Regions from separate parts of the Mus musculus genome. Here region 2 is linked to region 1. Evidence: chromatin loops called from intact Hi-C (ENCODE). Cell type or tissue: left cerebral cortex. All regions are shown on one strand. Links, peaks and the distances in the headings refer to the core of each region. The heading gives the core; the rest is flanking DNA.

The links. A loop is a pair of places that touch in the nucleus more often than their neighbours do. Peaks named below come from ENCODE experiments on the same cell type or tissue, not always from the same donor. Only the 100,000 strongest peaks of a DNase experiment are listed, where the experiment ranks them.
Region 2: a loop joins it to region 1, with 2.5 times the contacts of the local background. A loop is called at or near these places in 6 of 42 quality-filtered maps.

Annotation. Positions count from the first base shown.
Region 1 is chr11:119,039,775-119,048,121 of GRCm38, reverse strand. It overlaps Cbx8 (chromobox 8), which reads left to right and starts at 7,209. Exons shown (of 5, transcript NM_013926.1): 1 at 7,209-7,340; 2 at 7,731-7,774; 3 at 7,963-8,028; 4 at 8,124-8,190. The coding sequence starts at 7,272. In left cerebral cortex, for the core only: CTCF peaks have their summits at 676, 2,847 and 4,077 (motif pointing left); DNase peaks (open chromatin) are centred at 4,082, 6,605, 7,012, 7,672 and 2 more places; H3K4me3 peaks cover 2,055 bases; H3K27ac peaks cover 1,075 bases.
Region 2 is chr11:118,994,648-119,003,055 of GRCm38, reverse strand. No RefSeq gene overlaps it. Among named protein-coding and RNA genes, the nearest start is that of Enpp7, 11 kb to the right of the region's middle. In left cerebral cortex, for the core only: CTCF peaks have their summits at 1,968 (motif pointing right) and 4,279 (motif pointing left); DNase peaks (open chromatin) are centred at 3,448 and 4,229; H3K4me3 peaks cover 983 bases; H3K27ac peaks cover 266 bases.

The sequences.
Region 1 (8,347 bases), core at 348-8,347:
GGGTCTTTCTCGGAGGAACGAATCACTGGGAGCGGTCGGGAAAGGTGCGGACGAAGCCATCGCTGGCCCCACGAGTCCTGGCAGCCCCGGAACTTGCTTCTGGGCATGTTCCAAGCAGTAGAGCGCAGACCTCGACGCCCGCCAGTGCCCCCTTCTTTTAGGACAATGCTTGGGGCCGACCAAGGGAAACCCTGTTCCCAGGTGCAGGCAAGGACGCTAACTAGAGTTTCGGATGCTGAGGTTTTGTGAAGCCCTCTGGGGGATCATTGGATTTTTTTTTTTTTCCTGTGGACTCCGGCACTGCTGTCTCGGGGGTTGCCGCCAGCAGTGTACACCCGGAGTTGCTGCTCCATGCGTCCTCGGGAAAACCGAACCTGTGCTTCTCCGAGTGACGTGTTCCAGCACCTCGGGGTTTTCTAAAACAGGAAACCGGACTAGGGCTGTCTGCGCAAACCACTTCTGGAGGCAGTGACACTTGCCTGGAATTAACTGGATGGAGGTCTCCGACGTCTGGGAAGCGGGGCGTGTGTGTGTGTGTGTGTGTGTGTGTGTGTGTGTGTGTGTGTGTCTGTGTGTCTGTGTGTGGTGGTGGTGGTGGTGGTGGTGGAGCCCAGGGGGCGGGGGTAAGAGAAGTCACTTCAATTCCTTCCGCTTGGGGGCGGGATAGGAAGAGAGAAAACCTGAAGCTGCAGACCGCCGCATCCATCTCTGAAGCTTCTGGGACTACACACAGCTCGTGTGGGGACTGAGAGTGGATGGGGGTGGTATTTGAACTGCACCGTCCAGCGTAGTTAGCGACCGAAGTGTCACCCTGGCCGAACTCCAGCTTTAGTAGGTTCTGAGGGCTAGGAGTCTTGACTGAGCTCAAGCTCTGACGGCGCCCGCCACCCCTTTCCAGGCTTCCAACTCTGTTTTTCCCATGGGATGGTAGTGCTTTCCTACCTTCCGAAGGGGCACAGTCACCGGGCATAAAGGGCGCGCACTGGTCGTGACGCATACCAGGACTTTGCAACTTTACATTTGGGGTGCCTAGAGCAATAGGCTGCGGCCAAAGGGTTGTGCAGTCCCGGACAGCCTAAGAGACCTTATCTTATCGCAGGCAGAGAAAGCGGCTTCGAATACATCCCTGATCTTAGATGGGACTCCTAAGCACTATATTTCTACTAGGCCACCCATTTATCACGAACTGTTTTGTCACCTCGCCTCACTGCCCCACCCCCTCCTCGCTTCACGGTTCTGCCCTGGACTTGGCCCTGCAGTGCCGCGTCTAAGCGTCCTTCCTAGCACGTGGGTGGTGGTGCAGCCATTTCACTCTCGGGCTCACAGCCCAGCCGCCTCCCCTTCTAGGCCAAGAGAGCCTCCGACGTCCCAGGGACGGCTTTCGCAACCACACCAGCCAGCCAGGCTGCTTTCCCGGGAAAAGGCTGGGGAAGAGGGGAGAGGGTCCGCCCCACGTCGCGCATGCGTGCTGGTTTAGCCGCTGTGCGCGTGCTCCAGCCACCAGGCACTGGGCGCGCGCTGGGCAGGCACTCGAGGAGAGAAGTTTCTCTGGGCTAGCCACCAGCCCGGGCGAATCTAAACCACGTCCAAGAGGTGCGCAGACAGATTTCCAGGAAAGGTGGGTGCCCCTCATTAGCATCTAGCTGCTACACTGGCCTTAGAAAAGCAGTAACAGCCACAGTTGTAACATAAACATTTCTCATTGTATTTCCCTGCTCTCTTCAGTGTAATCCTGCCTTTACATTGCTTGTAACCCGTCCCGTGGACTCTGTTCAGCAAGCATGCTAATATTCCTTTTAAAACCTTAGTGAAAACCATGATGTATTGGCGCAGGCCTTTAATCTCAGCACTTGGGAGACAGAAGCAGGAGGATCTCTATGAGTTCGAGGACAGCCTAGTACATACATACAATGAGGACTATAAAAGGAGACCTCATCTCAAGAAACAAAACTTTAGTGAGAGTCTATAAACAGTGACACACACCTGTAATCCCTGTATTTGGGAAGCTGAGGCAGGAGGACCACAATTTTGATTACAGACTGAACAGTAGCAGAGCCCTGTCTCCAGAGGTAACTAACTGTTAGAAGTTCAAACAGATCAAATAACTTGCCCATACAGGCATACAGCTAGCGAGTGGGCTAGTCTCGGAGCCCACAATAGTTGTAACTATGAAGATTTCCACCCACATCCAGCTTCCAACTCCAAATGGCTTCCTAGAACCTTTCAACTTTCTTGCTGAGGGCTCTGTGAAGGGGTTTGTGCTACCAGCCTAGGACCCAACCCCAAGTCCTTTCTTACCCTCAATTCTTCCTTATAAGACCAAAGGAAAACTGAAATGTACCCAGAGTTTTTAAGCCCCTGCTGTGAAAGGCCTGGGAACCCTGACTTGGGAGTTCTCAGGCAGAGCCTTTGCTGTCTGCTTTGCTTGTCCCCAGTTTTACCTACAGCTAGGGACTGGATAGTTGACCTTGCCTGGCTGTCCAGAGCAACTGTTGTACAGATGAGCTTAATCCGGTGCTTTCTTCCATGGAAGTGTGTGTGTGTGTGTGTGTGTGTGTGTGTGCGTGTGTGTGTGTGTGTGTGTGTGTGTGTGTGTGTGTGTGCACTCGTGTGCTAAGAGGAGATATCAAATGCTATGTGGCTTCTGGTGTGTGGAGGTCCCGGTCTACAGGTGGTCAGCCCTTCTTGTCTGTTACTGCCCATTCTTTGTCCCTAGGAAGGAGTGAGAGGAGGCCGTAGAACGGAAAAGCTGGGAATGTTCTGAGAACAACTAGATACTACAGTCAGCCTGCACAGGCCAGACCTTCGGACTTCTGTCCAGAGTATTGCGTCGCCGCTACCACTTTCCAGCGGCAGGCGGCAATCCACTCAGCGGACTTTCAGTCCTGCTGTGGAGTCGCGAGGCAGGAGTGGATGGTGCAGGCAGATCCAGCTCCAAGACGGCAGGAGATTAGCCACGGGCCACAGGCCCTGCAGAGGCCATGGTACACATGGCCACGCCTCAGAACCGCTCACTTAACAGCTCCAAATCAGCCCGCGTGCGTGGCCAAGATTGGGCAGGTCCGACGCCCGCCAAGCCGCGCAGTTGAAACGTACCCAAAGAACTAGCCGAGGCCTGGCCTCAGCCTCAAGCTGGAGGACGCGCTGGGGCTTGCTGGTCTGGCCGGATATCCAGGATCCAAGCACCCAGCTAGGCGCGCTCATCTTCCCTGGACTGCGCCAGTCTCAGGCTCCTCCTCTCCCAAGAGGTTGAGTCCATGGGCAGCGGACCTATCCAGGCCTAAGTGGCCTCAGACTCAGGCATGCCGTGAAAGTCGGGCTCCCGGACAGTCTAGGCACCTTCGGCTGTCTGGGGCAGAAGGAGGGCAGGCAGGCGCCCTGCTCTAAGTAAGAGCTCTTGTCAGATAAGAGCAGTGGGGAGCCCCATGCCCTGGTCACCTAAACCGGCCAGGAATCGGCCCGGGGTGTGGGGAAAGGTGGGGGGTTGCGGTAGCAGGTGTCCCCCAGGCAAGAGGGTGCCTGCATTTCCGTAAACAAAGAAACCGGGTAGTTTGTGTGTGGGGGGGGGGGCGGGGGGTGTTAGGAGAATCGCAGACAATCTCCTTCATAAAAATGTGATCTAAGAGCATTTGATTTCCACTTTCACTCCCCCCACCCACCCGTGTACCCCTCCCCGCCCCTACACACTCACTGTCTCCAAAGACACTCAAATTGCAGCCATATGGGCTAAAGTAATAGGAAGCAGTTACCTTATTTACTGCAGAGGCGGCGCAAGCAAACCTGGCAGCGTGGCTGCTAGAAGTGGGATGAACAAACAGCCTGGGGTCTTGTTCTTGGAAACTTTTGTTTTGTTTAGTTTTGGGAGGTGCACAAGGGAACAGCCGATTATATAACTTCAAAGTGGGGGAGGTCTTGTGTGGAAGAGGTGTGGAGAACTGAGCTGGTGGGCAGGGGAGGTTTCAAAAATAAAGGTGGGCTGTGGGCAAGCCTCCTTTCATTGGTTTCAAGGACTGAGAGCTGAACAGCCCAAATCCGCTCCAGACTTGGTTGGAATGAGGGCAGTTGCTAGTGCCCCCTCCTGGAACACACAGGCATCTTCCCATTCTGACCTAACCGGACCCCAGCTCTGGGCCTGTGGGACTGCAAACCCATTCCTCAGATGTCCACTCCCCTCTCAATGTGTCTAACCTGTCCAGGGGAGAGACCACTGGGAGGTCTGAGTTAACACCTCTGCAACACTGTTCTAGTTTCTGTAAGCTTGGTAGCACTTTGGGTATGTGCAAAGGTAACATCCCACCTCCTCCCAGCCGATCTACTGAAGGACTAAACTCTTCTGAGACAGGAACCAAGTTCTGGACCTCTGAACGTTCTGAATCTCCTGAATCCAGCTTCAACTTTGCAATGGGCTCCACGGGAACTCCCGGCCTTTGAAACTCAGAGAGCCCCCAAGCACTGATCTTGTCTTGAGCTAGCTATTAGAGAAGAATTACCATCAGGCACAAAGGCAGGAAAATACAGCTAGAAAGCAGAGACTACCACTAACTAACGGTTCCTTCAGAAGTACTAAGCGCGGGGACTGCCTCTCTTTACGTAAAACTTCTCCAGTTAATTGGGCAAAGAAGTAAAATTTAGGAACTGAACAGAAGAAGAGAAAAGGAAGGAAGGAAAGAAGGAAGGGAGGAAGGAAGGAAGGAAGGAAGGGAGGAAGGAAGGAAGGGAGGAAAGAAAGGACGATGGTGGGGCAGGAGTGGAAGAGAGCTGGATTTTTTCGGTGAAATTGAAACCAGCAGTTGATGACCCTCGTCCAAAACCCCCTGGTCCATGAAGACACACAACTTAGGGACAGAGTTCTCCTCAAAACCCAAGCTGAAGGGAAACCACCATCTTTTACTTGATCGGCAAACTTCCCAGGGATAAGAAAGAGAGGAAGAGCTGATGCCCACCACCACCACCACCAGCAGCCACTCCACGCAGTTCCCTGCCACTGGCTTCAAGGTGGCCCTGAAGCCGGCTTGCAGAGCCGCGGCCCCCGCTAAGCTCCGGGTGGCCCGACAGCCAACGCCCGCGGCGGGCAACAGATTCCAAGCGCGGGCAGGCGGAGCAACTAGAGCGACCCGGGCGGAGGGCTAGGGTGGGCTTTCTCTGGGCGGGGAAACCAGACACTTATAGGCGGCTGAGACCGACTTTATTTTTACTGCCCAAACTGTTGGAAAGTATTTAAGCTTAAACAGAAACAGCTGTATCGCTGGCACCGGCCGACGAAACTATTTGTTACCAGGAATGACTTTTTATGATTAAGGACCCAGCCGTCGGCGGTCTCTTGAAGGCGGCGGGCGAAGGTCGCCGGGGCGATGTGGGCATCCTGGATCCGCTGTTCGTTGAGAACCGAGAGGACTCCTCACCTGGAGCACACCTTACTATGTCTAGGAGTGAAGCCAAAAACTGGAACCTGCGACTGTTGATGCAAGAGGAGGCCTGGGGAGTACCGGCGCAGCGGGCCCAACTCGGAGCTAGCCCCAAGGCCAGCACTGGCGCGTGCAGTGTGTAGCGCCTTGGACCCGAGGCCAGCTTTGCGCTCTGGGCTTCCTGCCTTTCGAAACAGACTCCTTAGCTCGCTGTTTTCCGGGCTTCGTCGTTTTTTCTTTTTCTCTCTCCCCTTTTCCCAGCCTCTTCTTGGCCAAGGGAAACTTTTTTCAGCCAAGTTGATATCGCGATTTAAATAAATTGTGTGTTCCGAGGTCGGGCTCTGTGATCTGGAGCTTGGGTAGTAAAAGGGCAATGTGGGGATAGCTGCTGTTGAACCCCCCCCCCCCCCGCGCCTCAACAGGGGTTACCACGAGGGGAGGAAAGAGAGCCTAGGAGCAAAAGGTCATTGAGTGTACTCAGGTGTGTAAAAGGGACTGAGGCATCTCTGCGCGACCCTCGTCCCCTACCTGGGACTTGCCATCTTCGCGTCGGGGGTGGGGGTGGGGGTGTCTCTTCCAGGCCGCACTAGATACCGCCACACCCCTCAAAGTCCATACTGATGTTTGTCGGGAATCCCCCGCTTACGCTTACGTCGTCTAGAAGAGCCCGAGACAGAAAGTGCACTAGCTCTGCACCCAGGTCTGGAGCAGAGCCGCGGCGCCTCCAGAGCTAGCCAGGCTCTAGGCTCTGCCTCGATGGTCATAGGCTCCTTAAACCCACCCAGGCCGGGACAGATGTGGTCAGGGTTGACTTCTCTCAGGACTGAGGAGTGGATTGGACGGAAACTGCAGGCTGGGTCAGGAATAGAGGCTGGGGCAGGGCAGCTGAGACTTGGGGACAATGAGGGTGGGAAGAGGAGGCTCGCGACCCCTCCTGCAGGGTCTCGCTTCAGGATGGATTCAGGCGGTAAACACTGGCTTGTGCCAGTCTGCTTTGGGCTTCTGAGCCCGGAGAAGCGCCCACGCCAGCTCGCAGGACCCGGAGGGTGGACGCGGGCAGCGCTATGCGACTGGAGACCAAGAGCAGGCTCATTGATTTGTTAGCTGGATGGGACTGGTGAAGAAGGGAGGAGGGGGCGTTGCCATGGAGACCCAGGGTGCGCGGCCGCAAGGGAGGGGTCAGGGAATTAGTAGGTTCGGCGCAAGCGACGTAGGTCCGGGGGTTCGGGCGCGGCTCGATGCGCCCCAGCACCTGTGCATTGTGCATCAACGGCGGCTGGCGACCAGGATGGCGCCAGCTAGGGCATGGGCAGGTGGGGAGGGCCTGGGTCTGCAGAGGGGCAGCGCCTGGCTGGCACCTACGCAGGGAGCCCTAATAGCTCGGCGGGGCAAGCCACGCACCCGGGGAAACGCTGGGCAATCAGGCAGGGGGGCCAGGGGCGGGAGCCTAGGGCAGCGGCCCCCCTGTCCAGCCGTGCAGACTGACAGCAGCCGGGCCCGCCCCGCTTGGCGTCACTTCCGCTGACGGCTCGCTCCCCCTCCCTCTGGGTCTCTGGAGTGGACAGAGACCCCGCCTCCTGGCTATTGGAACGCGGGTCACGTAGCAACGCAGGGGAGACGGGGAGAGGGGCGTGGCCGGGCGCTAGTCCAATCAGCGCCCGCAGAACGGGCCCAGGACGCTTGGCTTTAGCAACGTCGTTAGCAACACGTGGGGCGGGAGGAAGCGCTGGGAGGGGGTGGAGGGAGGGAGAGTGCGCGGGGGAGGGAGGAGAACTGACGTCAGCGGGAGAGTATTATGGGCTGTCGAGGGCTGGCTGCTGCTTTTCTGCTCCTGGAAGCGGCTGAGGGGGGAAGCGGCGAGTCAACATGGAGCTCTCGGCGGTGGGGGAGCGGGTGTTCGCGGCCGAAGCCCTCCTGAAGCGGCGCATTCGCAAAGTAGGTGAAGGGGAAGGCGGGCGGCGACGCGAACTCTCCCTCACCAGGGCCCAGGCTCCCTCCCCTTGCTGCAGCCCAGCCTCCCTTCCCCCAGGTCCCAGCAGCGGCCGCGGCCGTGGCGGCGGCGGCGGCGGCTCAGCCCCAGCGCTCTCCTTAGACTTGCAGCCCTGCACAGATTGCATGGATGGGGGGTGGGGTGGGGGATGAATGCCGGTGCATGCACTTTGTGCAGCGTTTCTGCAGGGGTGCTGCAGTGGACTGGTTCCTTTGGCGGTAGTGTTTGGAGCATTCATTTGGTGCATGCATTTTCGTGTGTATTTCTTGTGTCCTCGTCATGCATTTCTCCCCACGCACACACATACACAAGCATTTTCCCTTTTGCATCTGCAGGGACGCATGGAATATCTCGTGAAATGGAAGGGCTGGTCGCAGAAGTAAGTAGGTTATATGCAATCGCTACCCCACACTGATATCGAGGAGGGTTCTTTCTTCCTCTTTTCCCCTTCACATTGAAATACAACACAAGGCAGCCGGAAAAGTTGCACACACATACACGCCCTCCACTCTGTCCTCTCTCTCCTGCTCCAGGGACTGATGCTCCATTCTTCCTGGTTTCCTTTAGGTACAGCACGTGGGAGCCCGAAGAAAATATTCTGGATGCTCGCCTCCTTGCAGCCTTTGAGGAAAGGTACAGACCCTTAGCCTAGCCACTCACTAGAACCCATACACGCTGACTTCGGTGCAGCCAGGACACACCCCCTTCTCTCTCTTTTCTTTCTTTAGGGAACGGGAGATGGAGCTCTATGGCCCCAAAAAGCGAGGACCCAAGCCTAAAACCTTCCTTCTCAAGGTATGTTGCGATCTCCAGAGGTGGAGTGTGCCGTTCAGGGAGGATCTGCAGGGCTTGTAAATCAATGGGTGCCCTTGCCTTGTGTGTATTTGTAATCTGGACTTCTGTCAGAGGCCCCATCACGGAGTTCTAGAGGCAGGACTTAGCTGCACCAGAA
Region 2 (8,408 bases), core at 123-8,122, 45 kb after region 1:
TGGTCATAGTATTTTATCATAGCAACAGAACAGTAACTGAGACAAGCAGGCACTCACACATACACATACAATTAAAATAAATATATCTTTAAAATAAAGATGCATGGGGCTGGAGAGATGGCTCAGCAGTTAAGAGCACTGACTGCCCTTCCAGAGGTCCTGAGTTCAATTCCTAGCAACCACATGGTGGTTCACAACCACCTGAAATGAGAAACAAATAAAAACCTTTGGGCAGGAGCTCAGGCCCCGCAGCGAGAGGGGGCTGAAGTGAGGGCCCAGAGCGAGTGGGGCCGGAGCAAGAGGGAGAAGGGAAGGGAAAAAAAAATAATAAAGATGCACAAAACCCAGGATGGGTGGAGCAGGAACATCAGGAATTCAGAGTATTCGAAATTATTCTTGGCTACATTGTGAGTTCTTCTTGCCTGGGCTACACTAGGCTCTGTCTTTTTGTTTTGTTTTGTTTTGTTTTGTATTGTTTTGTTTTGTTTTTTGAGTCAGGGTTTCTCTGTATAGCCCTGGCTGTCCTGGAATTCACTCTGTAGACCAGGCTGGCCTCCAACTCAGAAATCCACTTATCTCTGCCTCTCAAGTGCTGTGTTTAAAGGTGTGCGCCACCACTGCTCTGAGAGGCTCTGTCTTAAAAACCCATTCCATCTACTATATCCTAGGAGGAGGAGGAGGGGGGAGGAAGGAGGAGGAAGAGGAAGAAGAGGAGGATGAGGGAGAAGAGGAAGAGAAAGAGTGGAGGAGAGGAGAAGGAGGGGGACACCGATGGTTCAGAGGAGGAAGAGGAGTGGGAAGAAGAGGAGGAGGAGGGAGAAGGAGGAGGAGGAGGGTGGGGATGAGGGAAGAAGAGGAAGATAGATGAGGACAAGGAGGGATGAGGAAAAAGTCTGAGGTAGCATTCTCCATTTGCTTTTTGTTTGTTTGTTTGTTTGTTTGTTTGTTTGTTTTTGTTTTTTGGTCTGTCTGTCTGCAGGTGAGGACCAGACACCAGCCCTGGTGGCATCTTCATTTTGGACTTCTTGTCCTTCAGAATCCTGAGAGATAAATTCTCTTCCCCAGTGACCCAATCTGGGGTGTGTTATACAACTCTCACACTGGCTTCTGTGATTGTGCAATCACAAAGATCTTGCTCTTCCCAAAGGCAAAAAGACATGAAATCATGAAATGTACATTTTAGCCAAGATTGCTCGAGCACACACACACACACACACACACACACACACACACTCTCTCTCTCTCTCTCTCTCTCTCTCTCTCTCTCTCTCTCTCACAGAAAGAGAGAGAGAGAGAGAGTCTGCTGTGGAATGCTGTCCCCATGGCTGTTCCCAACTGAAATCAGTGCAGCTGTTGGCCACATGGGTGAGACCTCTGTGGCTTCCTGGGAGCCAGGACTCTACGATGAGAATTCCATCGCTGATCTTTGCCCTTTTCCTCTCAGGTTCCACCATTGCAGGATTTGAAGGTTGGGTGACAAGGTTTCTGTCGGCTCATCAGGGATAGGCAAGGGTGAATTGGGCCACATGGCTCTCTTGTGCTGTTTCTCTCTCTCTTACCTTCTGTGATCACTCACAGTACTCTTGATGTCCGGTTCTGATTCGTGGCCAGGGCTCTTTATTTCCTGCAGGCTCTTGCCTCCTCTTCCCTCCTCTGGGCAACTTTGAATTGTGTCAGTGGAAGAGTTTGTAATGTCTATCTGTGACTCCCCAGCCTCCAGCTCGGGGGCAAGCACCTTTTATATTTTTAGATTTATTCTTTTTGTTGTTTGTTTTTTTAAGATAGGTTTCTCTGTGTAGCCCTGGCTGTCTGGGAAATTACTCTGCAGACCAGGCTGGCCTCAAACTCAGAGCTCATCCTGCCTCTGCCTCCTGAGTGCTGGGATTATAGACCACATGGGCCTGAGACTTACTCACTTATTTTTATGTGTATGTGTGTGCACTAGATGTGTGCAGTGCCTAGGGAGGCCAGAAGAGGGCGTCAGGTTCCCTGGAGCTGGAGATACAGATGGTTGTGAGCTGCTGTGTGTGGGGGACTTGGGCACCCAGCCTGAGTCCTCTTTAGTATTGAGCCTCTCTCTAGTGTTCCCCATCCCGAACCCTTTCTTTCTTCTCTCCTCTACTTCAGGCCTCTCTCATTTTCCCCATAGCACTTACTTGTGTCTTGTAGACTGCCTCAGTTTATCAGTCCAACCTTACACTCGCTTTGTGTGGGCAGGGCAGGGTGACCTTGAACCGGTCCTCCTGCCTCCCTGTGTTAAGTTCTGTGATGACGAGTGTACTCCAGCCACTGCATCTGACTTCACAGAACTCCATTAATAAAATGATTTTTTTTAAAAAAAAAATTGAAAGTAATTTGCCAATCACCCAAGCGCAAGCCTACAAGGAGAACATGTATGTAATCTAAAATTAAAAAACATTACTTCCTGTGACCTCTAGTGTTCAGTGGCTAAAAAACCCATTTTCTACCTAGTGATTAATGATTTCATTAGCTGGTGGATCATGCAGACGCACATAAAACCTGACATAGGTTTATCATACATAAAATTTAAAAGTTGATCTCAGCTCTTGGGGAGAGGACTGGCTGGGATTTTTAAGGGGTTCTTTTGTCTTGGAGAATCCTGCCTGAGTTCAGCCAGAGCTGTCCAGTGTGTTTGTTTTACGGGGTAAGTTGCGAGGAAGCTACTTCACCACGATTCACATGCAGTTGGGGAGATGTCCAGGTGGACACTTTGAACGTTTTTCCTGGGTCTTGCTTCTTGTTCTTACAACAGAGAAGCCAATGCCAGGGTCGCTTCCTTGGGGCAGTGGGGGTGGGTAGAGAGTCAAGACTGCTGTGACCACACTAATAATCCAGTATCAGGGTGCCAGGCTATAACGCCGAGAATCCAGGTGACAGAGGTGACTCCCATGTTCAAGCACAGCAGGTAGGGCAGTCAAATTGGACAGCAAGGCCTGTGACTACTGCACGTCCACAGACCCAGGTGTGCAACCCTATTCATAAAGGTCTATTTTCTCCACCAGACCCTGGGGATGTTTCCAGAGTGCATTCTGGGACATCAAGATCTTTCAATATGCGCGCGAGTGTGTGGTGACCAGCATGTGTGTCATGCCCAACTTGTAAGATCGTCAGTGCTAGGAGCCAGTATCTCGCGTTTTCGCGGTTTTTTTTTTTTTTTTTTTTTTGCGTGTATTTCCGTGCCTAGTGTGTGCAATGGTGAGCCATGAAGTGCATGCGGGATTCCTGCACTGCATCCGCTTCCAAACCTTGCTCCAGCTCTGAGCTCAGCTCGCCTCGAACGCAGTGGTCCAGCCCCAGGCGCCAGAACAGGCCGCGGGTTACCTTGGCAACAGATGCTCCTCCAACCCGGCGCCACCGAGAGCTGCTGCGGCCAAGCGTGGGGAAGGGAGCTGCACATCCAGACCGGCAATGTGGGGGAGGGGAGCCACATCCCCGGAACCGGGGTAAACGGGGTGCTCTAGACACGATCCCTGGGGGTCATTTGCAAGCTCCGGTGCTAATAGCTAACGTTGTTCGTTGGGGGAGCAGCTGGCTTGTGCTTGTGTGTGGAGGCACCTGATGTCCCTCTTGCTGGTCGTGCACCCGTCCATTAGCCATAGCTCGAGGTTATCACAAGCTGGGCGGTCCGGCTTAGGAACCTGCAGATCCTCCTAATGGGTCCCCGCCAGAATAAGAAACGGAGGTCGATGGGGCGATTCGAAGCCACTGGCTTACTGGTTTGTGGAAGGACTCAATTCTATCACAGCATCACCTCTAGGGAGGGCTGGCCAGGTCCCACTGGGATCGAACTCAGAGGATGTCTGTCTTTATCTGGTTCGAAGTGTGGAAGTTGGGTGAGACTAATTTCCACCCACCATCCATTTATTCTAGATTGTGGGGTCCTGGCTGGCAGAATGCGAAGTACCTGGACACGTAGATCCCTAGGCCTACCCACACTTGGATTCAGCGCGTGCCTGTAGGCGTGCAGTGTGCGCCCCGCGTTCGCGTTCGCTGTGCGTGTGCTCAAATCTGAGACCAACTGATGCTGAGTGTGGGAAAGCAGGGGATTTCCCTGAGGGGAATGATGTCTGGGCTTCAGCATCCCGCTTCTTTTCTCTAAACCGCCCCGTTCTCTTGGAGGCACCCTGCCGATATCCCCGAGGCTGAGTCTGAGCAATCAGAGCTGCAGTAGCTGAGGTGGCTCTCGCCCACTGCAGAAGCTGCCTGGGAAAGGCTTTTCTGTCGTTGAGGAGCCCAGGAGCGCCACCTCCTGGCGACAGCCGGCATCATAGAACCAACTCTGAAGGGGCGGGGCCTCTTGACAAAGGGGGCTTTCTGTGTCCCCACACGGACCACCCAAGTGGGTCCCAGGATGTTTCATATGCTGCTTCCGGTTGACAGGCCACTGAAAGGGTGGCATGCCGTTACCTCTGCCTAGCCACGTCCCTGTGGGTACGGGATGAGGGACATGGCTTTGTTTCCCTGGAGTTTGTGCAGAGTCTGAGCTGGGTCAGTGACACTCAGAAATTTGTGCAGAGAGACTCCCCATGCAGTTTTTGGGGACATGCTGAGGCAGCCAGGATAGCTCATGGTAACGGAGCATCTCCATGGGAGCTTGGGGACCCGTTCAGATGCTGGCCCTGGGGAAGCTAAGTGCCTTCCTGCAGAGCTTTCTGCACTGGCTTCCCAGATGACAGATGAGGAGGCAGGAGCCTGCCTGCTCTGTGATCTAGTCAAAATAGTATTTTAAATTCGCCCATTTTTTTCTACTTAGTTATTTATTGCCAACCCTGGCAATAACTAATTAATAATTAAAACAAACGTTTTAAATCCCAGCAATTGGAGGCAGAGGCAGGTGGATGTCTGTGAGTTCCAGGACAGCCAAGGCTACATAATGAAACCTTGCCTCAAGATGAATTGCGTATGTGTATGCCCCTGCCCTTGCTTGTATGTGCATGTGCATACGGAAGCCAGAGGTTAACATCAAATGTCTTCTACCTTAGTTTTACTCTTTGACCCAAGGACTCATTGTACAGCCCTGGGTGTCCTGGAACTCACTATGTAGGCCAGGTTGGCCCTGAACTCACAGAGATCTTTCTGCCTCTGACCCCCATTTGCTGAGATTAATGACATGTTCCACCACTCCTGGCAACCTTCCACTTTTATTTTTAAGTTACATTTTACTGTGTGTGTGTGTGTGTGTGTGTGTGTGTGTGTGTGTTCTGGTTGCCACAGTGCACATGTGGAGGTCAGAAGGTTCCTTTCAAGGAGTGGATTCCCCTTCCACTATGTGGGGTCTGGGACTTAAACTCAGTTCATGGGCTTGGTGGCAAGCATTGTTCTTCAGTGAGCCATCTTCCCGAATCCTCCACCTTGTTTTTTCTGAGACAGGGTCAGTGTTTGGGTTATAGATTCAACTCACCATAGGTTTTTTTTTTTTTTTTTTTTTTTGGTGCTGGAGATCCGATCTCAGGCTTGGGAAGCAGGCACCCCCCTCCCCCCAGCCTTCTCCCTGCCTCCCTTACATTTATTTTAAAAGGCAACAGTAATATGTGTAAGTAGATTGTCAAAGGTGATCCTAACCAGGAATGTCACTCAGATGAAACAGTTGCAATGTCACTTGGATGAAACAGTTGCATCACCATCCGGGTGTGGCTATGTGGCATCCAGCCAGGTGCACCGGTGACCCCTGCCCTGTCAGGAAGTACCAGTCAGAAACTTTCTGCTTCCGAACAAGTATGCTTGAAGGAGATTTGGAGGTGGGGGCTTTCTCAGTGTTTTGGCATCTGTCATCCTGTCTAGTAGAAAACATATTTGTGAACTCCAGCTCTGAAGCACCAAGGCCACCACAAGGCTTGCTTGCTTGCTTGTTTGTTTGAGGCAGGCTCTTGCTATGCAGACCAGGTCAGTTTCAAACATACCATCCTCCTGCTTCAGCCTCCTGAGAGTTAAGAATTACAGGCATGGGCTGCCTTCCTGGGTCACAATCCCTGATTTTACAGATGACAGAGTTAAGGCCCAGGGGAAACTTGACCAGGACCAAGAAGCCAGTGACTGTTGGCAAGGAGCTGGCTGTTTTTTGGGTGATTCCATATATATATCAGCCCTGTTCTGCACAGGGGAAGCTCAGCTCTGTAGGAAGAAACCCTCAGCTCACCCATCATCTGGAGTAAGAAATGGGGGTGACCCCTCTATCTGATCTCCATCCAGGTGGGGCAGATTTCCAGAGAGACTGAAGTGAAGCCTGTGACAGGGCTGGAGCCAGCCATAGAGACAGGGCTAGTGTGTGTGTGTGTGTGTGTGTGTGTGTGTGTGTGTGTGTGTGTGTGTGTGTGTGCTCGAGCGATAGAGTGCTGGCAATGGAGGTGGGTGAGGGTTAATCTTCTCTAGCAATCTATTGATATAGGGTCAGGAGCCTAAGTGATTCTCTGGCTGGTCCAGTTCCGAGCATCAGGGCAAGGAGTTTTGTCGATCCGGTCGGGCCAGGTCTCAGGTGCAAAAGTTAAAGCCATGAGCAGAAGCAGAAGATCAGAGAAGGGGACAGACCTCCCCGGCAGTCTGCCATCTGAGGAGTCATCATGGGAGATGGGGCTGGCCATCACAGCCCCTCAGGAGCAGGGTGGTGAGGATCCCCTGTCTACACTGCGTTGAGCAGTCTTAGGTACTGCAAGTGTAGGATGCTGCCTTTCTCTGGGTCATGGTCAATATTCATTAAACAGAGAATCAGCACCAGACAGGAAGCCAGGCCCAGGGGGGCTCATCCACTGGAGGCCAGGTTCTCAATATGGGGAATGAATAGGCCTCCCTCTGCAGGCCCTGGCCACCCAGCCCTGCACCGGAGCCAGTCACCCTGACTGTGTTTGCGCTTCCCACCTTGTACGGTTTTGCTGAGCGCTGTGGTCCACTGACAACACTAGCTCCCTGTCAGCTTACAAAGAGCCTCCTCATTCATTTTCCTTTTAGGGCAAAGCCCACCTTCGAGCCAGGACCGGCCGGCCAGCCAAAGGGGCCTACCCCCAGAAAATAGGAACCACTTCTGCTGTGTTTGGCCACTGTCTTAAGGACTTAGCTATTTATGACACACTCCTCTGGGTCCTTCTCCCCAGAGTGGCTCCTGTAACTGTTTCGAAGTATGGGTGTCTGTAATGAGACTTGTGCCTTTTATCCCAAAAGGCAGACGTCAGAAACCCAAGGCTACAGATGCTCTGAATAGTAAGTCTCACAGAAGACAGAGCATCCACTGCCCAGTACCCTGCCCTGTCCAGCCTCAGCCCTACGGGGCTCTAGATGTCCCCATGTGGCCACAGGGGACAGCACTGTTTCCAAGGAGGGCTTGGTGGGAGGGAGAGGATTGAGGACCGGCTGACAGCTGGTTTAGAGTGGCAAAGCTGGGCAGCTGGTCTCATTGCCAGCTCTATAACGGCCACTAGTGAGCTGACATCATGAGGCAGAGAGGGTGTTGGTGAGGGCTTTGGTAAGCAGGGGCGGGGGTAGGGGGGAGCTATGCTTGTCTAGTCCAGAGTTCAACAGCTTGCTTGCAGCCAAGAGACAGCTTCTAAAAACTTCTTGGAAAAACAGGCCTCTTGATTTGGCTGGGAGGTAGGAGGGGACGGGAGGGGGCAGGGAGGGGACAGGTCTGGAGAAGAAGATGAAGCAGAGATGAGGTCAGAGGAGAGCCAACTGGGAGGGTCTCAAAGAGCCGGCCTCTGTGGGGTGGTGCCTCTCAGCTGGATCCTGGAGGACACAGGCAAATGCATGCATGCTGTTTTGGGGGATGGTTACAGAGGCTCTAGACTAGGTGCGTCCAACCTGTGGCCGTGTGAGCAGCAGGCACCTCGGGATAGCGATGAATTCTGCTCAACCCAGAATCAGAAACATAAAACATGAGATTTACTTGTGATTTTTTTTTTTTGTAACTTAATTACATGGTTCTCTAGTGTGAGCCTGTGAGGGTGAGTGTGAAGGGGCCCTTCCCAGGCCTGCCTCTGGAGTGCGAAGACCTCAGGACAGAGAGGAGCCGCAGCCTCCTGTTCTTCGTGAGTCAGACCATCCAGAGGCAGTGAGGGCTGTGTGTGCAAGGGGGCATTCCTTTCCCAGTGGCAAGTGCGTGGGTATTTGAAGAAGACACTGTGGGCAGGGATCACAGCACTTAGCTCTGAGCGGAGTCTGCGCTCTGCTGCCCAGTGCTTCCATGAAGTGGCCTCAAGAAGGGATTGGTGCTATAATTCAGGACCCGTGCTTCTTTGTTTTTATCTACAGAGTTGTTTTGCTGACACCGCATGGCCATCTCCTAAGGGAAAAAGTCCCTTGAGTGTAAATTGCCTAATCGATCTTGCTCCAGCCTTCTTGCCTGAGCCTTGGTGTCTGGTGCCCACACCCTAGCCTGCAGAAGAACAATGCTGTGGGTG